Linked DNA regions of Homo sapiens: region 1 is linked to region 2. Evidence: chromatin contacts called from ENCODE Hi-C data. All regions are on one chromosome and are shown on one strand. Each heading gives the region's core, a stretch centred on a gene start or an enhancer-like site at or near the end of the contact. The rest is flanking DNA. Distances are from core to core; before and after follow the strand shown.

Region 1 (5,678 bases), core at 897-3,396, 99 kb before region 2:
CCCTACAGCCCCCAGAATTCCCAGGTGGTCTCTCATTCAAGGACTAGCCGGGGCCTAACTCTGCTTAGCTTCTACCATCAGATTATTGCTTTCAGGGTGGGACAGCTGTGCATGAATAGAAATGTTTAAACTTTTTTTAAAGTACCCAGTTTTCAGAGAGGAAAATAATTTTCAAAATAAAATAATGTTCTCCAAAACAATGAGCCCAGCCGTTACTGTCTCCACGTGATAACAAGACAGTTGAGCTCCGGGGGCATATTATCAAATGATAATATAACATTTTTTAAAAACTTGGTATTAAAAATCTGTACCTTAAAACATCGGATTCATTATTTTTCCACATGTCCATTATAGGAAAACCCACACCAAGCCACCTTTGCAGCTCTAGAAGGAATTCAAGAGTTAACTAGCATCTAATACAAGATCTATAACTTTCTCTACCTGCAACTAACATCAATAACCTCCTTAATTTTCCATGGTCAACCTCATTTAGAAATCCTAATAGATGAACAAGTGCAAAAGGCAGAATTCCCAAGTGTTGCCCAAAGATTCAACCAGAGAAAAGCAAGTGTCACCGGGAGGGAAACGGCTTTTCCGTTTTGTTCACTGCCTCTTCTACGTAGAAGCCACGCAGGGAAGGCAGGGCAGCCCAGAGAGGCGAGTCAGCCTGCGGGTCTCCCGCTCGGGCTCTCCCCTCCTCCACCCACCGCCTGGCCATGTCTGCGGCCCCATTCTATCGTTTACACAAAATCATTATATAATGAGCTGGCGAGGCTCCGTATGTTCTACAGTAACCTGTTTGGAATCATAGGATGCAGTTGTCACAGCGGAGCATGCGCAGAAACCTGGCTATTTTTTTTTTTTCTCTTGAGCTCAAGGCAAGAGGTAACTGTCGGTCAAATCCTGCTGAGCCCTGCTGACTTCAAATACAGGATGCTAAAAATGAAATACAGGGGAGGGGCGGGGTGAGCCCCGGAGCGTGCCATGCACTGTGGGCTTACAGCCTCGGGGAAGTAATATCAGGGTAGTAACTACACAGATACACGGCGTGGAATACGGAAGACTTTCCATTTGTACTTTAGCTACCTCTACGATGTTGGTGTGCTGGGCGTAGACATGAAGGGCGCTAGGATAAGGTGAGGTGGGTGGCTGGGGGCCTGATGATTGGTTTGTTGTTTGTTCCTAATGCCAGAAAACCAGAAAGGGAGATTCCTGACCACCCCTGGAAACAGCACTTACAGTAACTGTGTCCAGCAGTGAACTCGCCGACACCCCGCCATCCCTCTCCGGAGCTCGGGGAAGTGAAATGCGCATCCCTGTCCCCACCGCGTCTCTCTCTCCGGCGCGCGCAGAAAGGCGGCCGGCAGGAATCCGGGCTTGCCCCTCGCGGGTCTCCCCGGGCCTTCGCCGCCGCCTCCCCGAGTGGGTCCGGGAGAGGGTGTCCCCGGGAGTGCAGTCGCAGGCTCCGGCTCTCTGGGGGCAGCTTCCTCTTTTGTTCCCCCAGACCTTGCCTGGCGTTCCTGGGGATGGCGCGAGAAGTCCCCGGTCCCCAAGCCCACAGCCGCGCGCGCGGGGCTCCCCTTCTTCAAGTCCCCTCTTCCCTCCGGCCCAAGCTGCGGCCCCTCCCCAGTCCCCAGTGCGCTCCGGGTCCCCAGCTCCCCACGCCCCCCGCCCAGAAGCCATCAGGTCAAGGCCATCGGTCCAACTTGTAGGGCAACTCGCTGCCCCCGCCCCACTCCCGGCCCCTCCACCTAGTCCGTGCTCTCTGCCGGTGCAAGGGGCATCCCGAGGCTCCAGGTGGCCCTGGCGGAGGGGCAGGGGCAGCGATCGGAGCCGGGCGCCACTCTAGGGTGCCCTGGGTCAGCGCCCAGAGGACGCGCTCCTGGGAGGGGTGTCAGGTCGAGCTTGCGAGTCTTTGTGTGTTTCCTGCTCTCCTTGAAAATAAAACCGTTCCCGGCGGACGAAGGATGCGCTCACTCACCATGGCGGTGCCGACCGAGAAAGCGGCCATCAGACAGGCCATGCCCCGGGGGCGGCGGCGGCGGCGGCGGCGGCGGCGGCGGGGACGAGGCTTGAGCTGCGGGGCCGAGGCTGCGCTGGCTCCCGGCTCAGCCGCTGCGCGGGGTGCGGGCTGCGCTTGGGCTCCGGCTGGGATCCGGCTCCGGCTCTGGTTCCAGCGCGCCCGACCCCGCCCCGAGCGCGCGATTGGCCGGCACCAAGGGGGCGGGCGGGCCGGCAGGTGCGCGTGCTCTTGTTTTGCTCCTGCTGGGGGCGGCGGACCAGGACCCCTGAAGTGCAGGTTCCGGGAGCGGCCCGAGCCGAGGCCTCGCAGGCGGCATGGGAACCCCCTGCCACCCCGGAAACCCCGGGTCCCGAACTCGCGGGGGCTGGGCCAGCACGGGTGAGGCTGCGGGGACACCGGACAGACGCCGGGGTTCCCAGGCTCGGAAATCCACTGCCTCCAAGCCTCAAGCGGCTGTGTGATGGGGTCGAAGAGGGGGCGTCCAGGGAGGGAGAGTGAGGGCCAGGGGGCTTCTTTCTTGCTGCTGCTTCTTCCCTTCCCGCCCACCCCACCCCGACGGTGTTGGGCAGCTCTCTGCCAGGTAGGAGCTTGAGGACTAAAGAAGAGATAACCACTCCAACGCCCCCAACAGCACCGGTGTGGGGTGACCCCTGGCAGTGAGGCATCGTGTGCACTCACACATGTGACATTGCTGTGCGCCAGCCATGGTGCTAAGTGCTGGGTTACAAAGGGGTGCTGAGTGAAGATGCCCAGGCCTCTGCCCTCTGTTCACCCCCGAACAAAAAAAGAAAAGCCTCATTTTCTGCAGACAGAGGTGTTTCCAGAGCCATGTTCATGGAACTGTATAAGGAATAACACCAGGGCACACTCCCATGTGGCCCCAGGCTGGAATATCAGATGGTCCAGCATCTCTAAAGCCCTTATTATATATAAGTGGGGCCATTTCCTGGTATCCATGGTGACAAGGAATTCTTTACTCCCAGTCTCAGGCCCTAATGCTTTTGTTCAGTTGTTTGCATGTTGGGACGAAAAACAGGAATGCATTTCTTTTCATTTCCAGCACACCTGGGTCCCCCCTCCCAACCACACCTCAGATGAGCCAGGTCTCTCTCTTTCTCCTCACCTAGAAAGGAGGCACAGCTTTTTATGCCAGGCAGGTGGACTTCACACCCACAGGTCAGATGACTGTAACCAAATTCAGCCGCTCAAATCGAAGGAGAGAAAGGAGACACGGTTATGAGTTTAAGTGGGAGGCCTTGCCTTTGTCTGAATGGTGTTGTCTCAAGAGTCATCCAGCCGGGCGCAGTGGCTCACACCTGTAATCCCACCACTTTGGGAGGTCAGGAGATCGAGACCATCCTGGCTAACATGATGAAACCCCGTCTCTACTAAAAATACAAAAAATTAGCTAGGTGTGGTGGCGGGCACCTGTAGTCCCAGCTACTATGTAGGCTGAGGCAGGAGAATGGCATGAACCTGGGAGGCGGAGCTTGCAGTGAGCCGAGATTGAGCCACTGCACTCCAGCCGGGGTGACAGAGTGAGACTCCGTCTCAAAAAAAAAAAAAAAAAAAAAAAAAAAAAAGAGTAGATCCATTACCTTGATTTTACACTTGGCTGAAATGAGGAAATCTGACTGCTGTGTTTACCAGGTGCCACTGCCCGGGTGCCAGGCCTTGGAGGCTGTGTGGTGCCTTAAACATACACTGCAGGGAGGCCAGCAAAGCTTGAGTGTGTTGGGAAGAGGATTCAGATCCACAAACCTAGGGAGTGTTTACGCCAAAACACAGAGAGGAAAGTGCCTGATGGCTGGAGATGGGGACTGGTGCCCAGCCCTGGGACCCATCTCGCTCCAGGAACAGACAGGCCCTGGAGCACGAGAGGAGGCACGGAACACAGCCGGGGAGGAACTGTCCATGTGGCCAGGGCAAGTGAGGGTGCCTGCAATGACATAATTTCTGTCCAATATCCATCCTCCTCACTTCCAGGAATGTGCCCAGAATTTCCTTCTAGACATTCCCCCTCTTCTACCCCCACCCAGTTCTCTGCCCGAAGATTTATGCGGGATTGATTCACCTTCAGCTCGAGAATAGGCAATTGGCTTCAGCCGGTGGATGGCCCCCATCCAGCCTGGCCATCCTGGCTGGTCCGGAACTGGAAGTGTGAGGCAGTGCTTACTGGGCTGCTGGGAATGGCCAGGGGGATGGTGTGTGGAGCGTGAGGATGAAGTCAGAGAGGGAAGATGCTATGCTGGGCCCTTGTTGGCTTTGGCTGCTGGATTTTCTGTTGCAGGATAAGTGAAAGGGTCCTCACTTATCTGTCTGTACAGTGGGGTCAAAATCCCCACCACGTGGGAAATAAGGCATGGCAAGCACTTTCTAGCATGCCCAGCACCGAGTAAGCATCCCACTGTAGTCACTGCTGTGTTCCCCTCCAGCGCCCGATCGGGAAAGAAGCCAACAGTAGCGTAGCACAGGACCCCATTCCTATCAAGGCTCTTGGTTGTAAAGGACAGAAACTCCAACTGGCTTAAGCTAAGTACAGAAAGGTTCGGAGTGCAGTGGTTTCAGGACTACTGGGACCAAAGACCTGTACTACTCTGTCCTCAGCCCCTGGTCTCTTGCTGTCTCCACGGCTCTGGCCTCCCCAGGTGGTCTCCCCTCTGGCAGGCTGTCTCTGCATGGCCCCCCAGCAGCTGCAGGCTTGCTCCTGTCACCTGGCAGCAACCACTGCATCAGGGGGTTGCCAAACCCTGATGGGCCTGGCCTGGTTCACATGGGATGAAATGAGAAGGTTAACCCCAATGGGACCCTGCAGAAAGACTGGGCATGGGTGTCCAGCCAAGACTTTTCGAGGCATTCTAAGTAGAACCCTGAGGATCAACCAGGCAAGGGGAGCTCTCGACAGGACCAGCTTAGTCCCAACCCCAACAGAAATTTCTGCTAAGGCATTGCTGACAGCTGGTAATTTCCAGTGGGGAGCCACTTCCTGTCTGTATTAGTCCATTTTCACGCTGCCGATAAAGACATACCTGAGACTGGGCAATTTACAAAGGAAAGAGATTTAACGGACTCACAGTTCCATGTGGCTGGGGAAGCCTCATGATCATGGCGGAAGGTGAAAGGCATGTCTCACATGGCGGCAGACAAGAGAGAGAGCTTGTGCAGGGAAACTCCCCTTTATAAAGCCATCAGATCTCATGAGACTTATTCACTATCATGAGAATAGCATGGGAAAGACCTGCCCCTATGATTCAGTGATCTCTGACCAGGTCCTTCCTACAACATGTGGGAATTATGGGAGCTACAATTCAAGATGAGATTTGGGTGGGGACACAGCCAAACTATATCACTACCTCAACTGGCAACCCACTCCATTATTAAGTGTTGTCACCATTAGCAAACTGAACCTGTGTCCAATTGGACTCCCTATCACCCTGACTGCTCTGCACACCATAGCAACATGGAGTCACTCCCCAGAGTAGGCCCTGGCCAGCCAATGATGGCAACAACATTCTTTCCAGACCCTTGTTCTCTGGACCAGATGCCCCCAGTCTCTCCAGTGTGGCTTCCTAGAAGACGCCCTTTTGTCCCACTTTCCCCTTCTCGGGATGGGTGCCAGTTCCTCGTGTCCCTCATGAAATTCAGGGCCACCAAA
Region 2 (5,661 bases), core at 1,650-4,149:
CCAGCACTCTGCACCAGAGTCCCTCCTGGGTGGACTCACAGCTCCCTTCCGATTCTGGGGTGCAGGCTGGTCCCTGGTTGAGAACTCAACCCTGTCCTGAACCCCCCTTGCTGGGTTCCCCTCGGGGTGCAGAGTCTTGCCTGGCCCTCCCACATCGAGGCCCATGTAACCTAGAGCCCCTTGCGCCCTAGTGTACATCCTGAGCCTGGCTCTCCTGGTCTTACGCTCTGCATGAGGGTCCCACACTCGCTCCAGCCGGCCTCCAGGAGCACGTGTGTGCCATTGCTGTGGCTCACGTTGCAGGAGGGGTGGCTGAGGTACAACGAGGACTCGGGGATGGATTCCTGCTGCAGGAAGCGCTTCTGGATGGCGACAACCACCTTCTCGATCTCACAGAGCACCCTGACTGCTCCGGTCAGGTTCAGCCGCTGGGGCAGGCCTTGGGGGGTGGGGCTGGTGCCTTGCACAAAGGCAGCCTTGGTCCCTGCTGTGGTGAGAGGCCTCTCTGGGCTGGTGGCCCAGGTTTCATTGCCAGGAGAGTCACCTGCAAGGCACAAGGAGGAAAAGGCAAAGAGTGGCTCTGTGTTTGGGGTTGGCATGGAGGGGCAGGGGTAAGGAGCAGACTGGAGCTGCCCTGCACTCTGCAGCAGCCACACCTGGGAACCGCATGTTCCAGCCACAACTACACACGTGCACACACACACACACACACGCACACATATGCACACACACGTACACACACGTGCATGCACACACATGCACGCAGAGATGCACACACATGCACACACATGCACACACGCACGCACACACGTGCAGACACACACACACGCACACATGCACATGTTGCACATTTCCACCAGCTCAGGGATCCAGGCTCACCATGGGCCCCCGAGGGCCAAGGACCGAGGGACCTGATGCCGGGGATGTGCCAAGCCAGTGGATACAGGGTGAGTCTTCTGCCCTGAGAGCCCTGAGTCTATTCTCTAAGATGGGGTAATGATGCCTCCTCTTGAGGTCCTTGTGCCCAAACTTCCCACTCCAGCTCCCTTCTTGCCCCCAGAGCAGGTTCAGTTTCAATGCCTAGGAGAACAAGGGGCCCGGAAAGCTTTCCAATCCACCCACCTGTTCTCGGGGTGGTCTATATGGAAGCAGACCCCAGACACAGCTCCGCACGTGCCCTCCACCCTCCTTCAGCAGTGGCTCCATCATCTGTGGGCCTGGTTTGTGCCTTCTTTTATCTCAGAGTGGGGCTTGCCCAGCCCCAGCACCCTGCAGCTCCACCCAGCTCACTCCTGTCTCTGGGCCATAGTCCAAACCATTGCTGAGGACTTCACAGTTGGCTGCTGCCTCACCCGCCTCCCTGGGCAGCCTGCTTCTCGCTCTCTGCCACCCATCTCCTGCAGGTCCCTGCATGTGAGATCACGCCCATCACCAGCTCTGTTCTCACCACGGCACCCACCCACCATGCCCTGCCCTCCCTGCTGGGTGCCATCTTAGCTATCCATTAAGACCAGCTTCAAGACACCACTTCCAGGAAGCCCTCCCTGGCCACACTCACTGGACTGAAGCAACTTAGCCTCCTCTGTGCTTCCTGATTCTACCTCAAGCAGGACACGTTCTATAGCCCCCCGGATACCACACTCACTGGTATAAATGCCCACCTCCCTTCACTTGACGCAGATTCCTGGATAGCAGTGGCCAACGTGGGGTCAGTGTTAAATCCACTAAGACCCCGTTTAGCAGGAAAAGAGCTGGGTGGAAAGAGTGGCCAAGAGGAAACATTCCCCTGTGTCGCGTGTCCCACGGCTGCGTGTTTCACAAGACGGTCGCTCAGCATCTGCACGTTCACACCTCATGTATGTGTATATTTTCTCTCCATGGATATCAGAGCTAGCACTTGGAGAGATAAGGCACTGCCCAGAAGCCTGGACACATATGAAAGAATGGGAAGGAACATGCACACACGTACACACATGTACACATACATCACACACACACACACACACGTGCACCCACATCACACACAGGAAACTTCCCCAGGACATAAAAATATGACCTCAGAGGGACAAGAAGCCCTTTGCACGTGAATGTCCTTAAAAAAAACCGATTATGATACAGTATTCCAGAAGAAGAAACTCTGACGACATTACCTTCACAGGGTCTCTCAGAATATTCCACAGGGAAGTCGGGGGCTCCTCCCTCGCAGCTACAAGTGAAAGACCCGAGGGTGTTTCGACAGGATGTCCCCGGCACACAGTCGTCCTCCTTCCTTTCACACTCATCGTAATCTGCACAACATTTAGAAGACAAAACAGAAGAACATCCCTGGGGGCTTGTGGTCTCACAGCAGCCTGGTTGGGGGAGAGTGCATCTCACAGACAAAGCTGGAAACTCCAGCCACAGCAGACTGCAGTCAAGCTCACCAGTTCTGGAAAGTACAGGAGGCTTCCTGAAGCTGGGGCTGGGAATGGCTAAGTATGTCTGCAGGGGCTGTTCTGGAAGGAGGATTCTGGCCCAGGGCTGGGAGGGGGATCTGGGCAGAGCAGGGCCATCCCTTCAGTTCCCGGGAGTAACCAGGAGATGCACAGGCCCCCAGATCCACCTCGGTCCAGCCCAAGGGACCCAGGCTGCAAGCCCAACCCTGGGCAGAAGGCCCTCAGGCCATTTGCCTTTCGCCATGATGCTGGGTTGATTGTTGACAGCAAAACAGGTTTACTGCAGAACATGGATAAGAACCAGAAAAGCGTGGCCAGGGGCAAGTTAGCATGTGGACGTATTTCCTTCCAGCCTTTTAAAATGCAGGCATGCTCTGAGAGCATAGCTTGCCTCTGCCACCAACTAGCTCCATGCAAATCCACAAACCGCTATTCTCATCATTGCATAACAGCCCGGGGCGGGGACACCTGGTAACTTAGCACCTTCTTTGTTACTGGATGATTGGTGATTTCCAACTCTTTGGCTTTTAAAGTAACACTGAAGATGAACATCTTTGTATTTAAACTACGGTCCAAACAGATCAAATTCCTTAGGACAAAGTCGTAGAGCTGATATTTCAGAATCCAAGTGGATGGCCACTTTGAAAGCGTTTGATTTATGTCACCAAACTGGTTTCCAGGAAGCATGAGCAAATCCTTCTGCCACCAGCAATCTGTGCAAACACCTGCCTCACTACACTTTCACCAGTATTCATGTCAGCAGTAAAGAGACCTTTTGTTTGCAATTTGATGGGCAAACAGTGCAATGCATTCTAATGGGGATGTCTTGGGTTACCACATCTTTGTTAGTCATTCATATTTCTTCTTTTATACCTTGTCTGTGTAGAGCTTTCGTGCATTTATCCATCAGGTTCTTAATATTTATCTATTTGTATGATCTCTCTATATATTTGGGATACTAACACTTCACCAAATTATTGAAAAATTTTTTGTTTACTTTGCGTTAAAATGGTGCCTTTATTTTGATTTATCTCTGCATGCAGTCAGCATCTCATCGTTTTCCTCTAAAAATCGTATTTTCTTTAGGAAGTCCTTCTTATTCTAAAAATCAAAAAATTAATATGAATCTCCAATTTTTAAAAAGTCTTTTGTTTCTGATACATGTAACTATAAGCCATTCATCATTTATGTTCAAGTATGATAGGAGAAAAGAATCTGAATTGTCTTTTTCTCCCTGCTTTTCTCGTTAATTATCTTTACTGGGATCTCCTTGGGAACTATGCTTGGGGGAGAGTCTGGCTGCAGAGAGGGATGCATCTGCCCTCAGCCCATGGAAACAAGCAGCGAGGGGGCAGTCGACCCGGAAAGAAAGCAGCACCCCTGGGGATCTGCAGGTTCACCCAAAGATGTTTTCAACACTTCAACCTTTACACAATTATAATCACAATAAGAGGGACAGACAGGGTCCTATCTATTTCACATCTTCATCTAATTCTGGGGGAAGAAGGACCACATGGGCACAACACGACATCTTTCAAAAGCGAAGGGTGGTGGCTGCCCTCTGGCTGCCTCTGGTTCCAGAACACGGGAGAGGCTCCATCCCAGCCTCTCGTACCCTGTATGAAGGTGTCGCCTCTGATCACCTCCAGCAGAGGCACGGTCTGGAAGGCGGTGAGAAATGCAGCTGACACCTCCTGGACATCCACATCTGCGATTATCAGCAAGTGAAACTCCACCACGATGCTGCCGTTGGTGACGCTGACGACTTCCATCCTGACCCCACCAGCGTCCATGTGCTGACACATGGTGGCTGGCAGGGAGCCCCGCACCTGCGGGGAAAGAGGCCATGTGAGGAGGTCCCCACGCTGAGAGGAAACAGATGCCCGTCTCAAGGCGGTTCCTCCTGCCAGTCTGCCCAGCAGCAGGGCTGGCCCGTGGCACAAAGTAAAAGCCACAGGTTGGTTCTGGGCCCCTTTCCTGTCTGCTGTGTTTTCAAGCCCAGCACAAACGCCTGGGAGTGTCTGTGATATGAGAAGAGCCCTTGTTTCCCCCCCCAAACCAGTAAACGGCTTCAGAAAGATGCCTGTGGGGCGAGGGTGGGACTTGGGGGCACAGGCAGAGACCCTACCTCATGGGGCTTAAAATTTGCTGGGGGCTCACAAGGGCTTCTAGAACCTAATACTCCTGGTTTGCAGCCACCGAGGGCAGGGGGCTGAGTGCAGGGTCGTGGGGAGGGAGACCACTTCCCGCTGCCTTCTCTGGAACAGCTCTTTTGCTCCTGGCACTGCAGAACATGTCCCCTTTCATTCTTCCTCCCTACCTCTCCCCAGACTGCTTCCTGTGAGCATTTCCAACTTCCCCATTAGGACAGGGGGTTCCTGCCCCCGAACGCCCTGCTTTCTACTCTGTCTCTTTGGACACAGTCACACACCACACGCTATATGATTGATTCCATGCTAACCCATCATGGTCAAAGCACTCAGAAAGGCAAACAATCTTATAATGAGCTTCAATCATCCTCAGTGCAAACCTCCTATGGGTACTTCCAGGGTTTGTCCTCACAGGTGCGATGGCTCAAGGCCTGGGTCATGGACTCACTTCCCGGCTTCTGGGCCACCAAGGTGAACAGATCCATTGTCCCTCTCAGAGCCTGTGGACCCCAGGGAGACCACAGCTGCCCTTGGTTGGCTCAGTAGATGACTGTTGTCGTGACCATCTTCACAATCAGTTCTTCCCTCTCTCTTTCTCTCAGAGGAATCTGGCATAGTCTTGGATTAATGTGACTTTTAGCTGCATTTCAAACCAACCTCTAAGCAAACTTCCAGGCCCCTTGCTAGGAAGTGGTGAAGAGCCAGGGACCAAGCCATGCAGCCAACACCTCCTGACATCCACGTCTGCGGTTATCAGCAAGTGAAACCCCCGAAATTTCTCTTAACATCCTACTTCTGTGATTAAGTTGTATAATTATTTGCTGTCCTGAAATTCTAGGCAAACAGAAAAACAACACCCCAAAAATGGGCAAAGGAAGAAATGGTTCAAAGAGGAAAGATTAATCAAGAAACTCGGGAAGGAAACGGAGCTGCCTCTTTTGACCACTCGAGCCAGGTGGAAGGATTCAGTGTTTGTTGTTTAATATTCTAACTACTATTTAACCTTATCAATGAAATCACATTATTAATCAAACCGTCAACAACTGTTGAATGCACAAACCAGGAGCAGGGAATGA

The links. Hi-C counts contacts between places; a loop is a spot of excess contacts on that map. Pooled maps may share reads with other maps.
Region 1: a loop to region 2 is called in a pooled map, with 2.1 times the contacts of the local background. The contact joins the promoter of ABCG1 here to the enhancer-like site in region 2. A Hi-C loop is called at or near these places in 3 of 50 pooled maps.

Annotation. Positions count from the first base shown.
Region 1 is chr21:42,215,608-42,221,285 of GRCh38, reverse strand. It overlaps ABCG1 (ATP binding cassette subfamily G member 1), which reads right to left and starts at 2,146. Exons shown (of 15, transcript NM_016818.3): 1 at 1,982-2,146. The coding sequence starts at 2,023. It overlaps LOC105372814 (a long non-coding RNA gene), which reads left to right and starts at 1,016. Exons shown (of 3, transcript XR_937748.4): 1 at 1,016-1,136. It also overlaps the pseudogene RNA5SP492. RefSeq lists an enhancer at 706-1,237 and a silencer at 2,168-2,437.
Region 2 is chr21:42,117,714-42,123,374 of GRCh38, reverse strand. UMODL1 (uromodulin like 1) reads right to left here. Exons shown (of 23, transcript NM_001004416.3): 15 at 4,051-4,264; 16 at 2,151-2,288; 17 at 225-544. Among named protein-coding and RNA genes, the nearest start is that of UMODL1-AS1, 12 kb to the right of the region's middle. RefSeq lists enhancers at 1-886, 887-1,824, 2,544-2,673, 2,661-3,366. Within about 2 kb of position 2,899, at least 2 of the 41 ENCODE cell types and tissues checked have a DNase peak (open chromatin) inside an H3K27ac peak, as active enhancers do.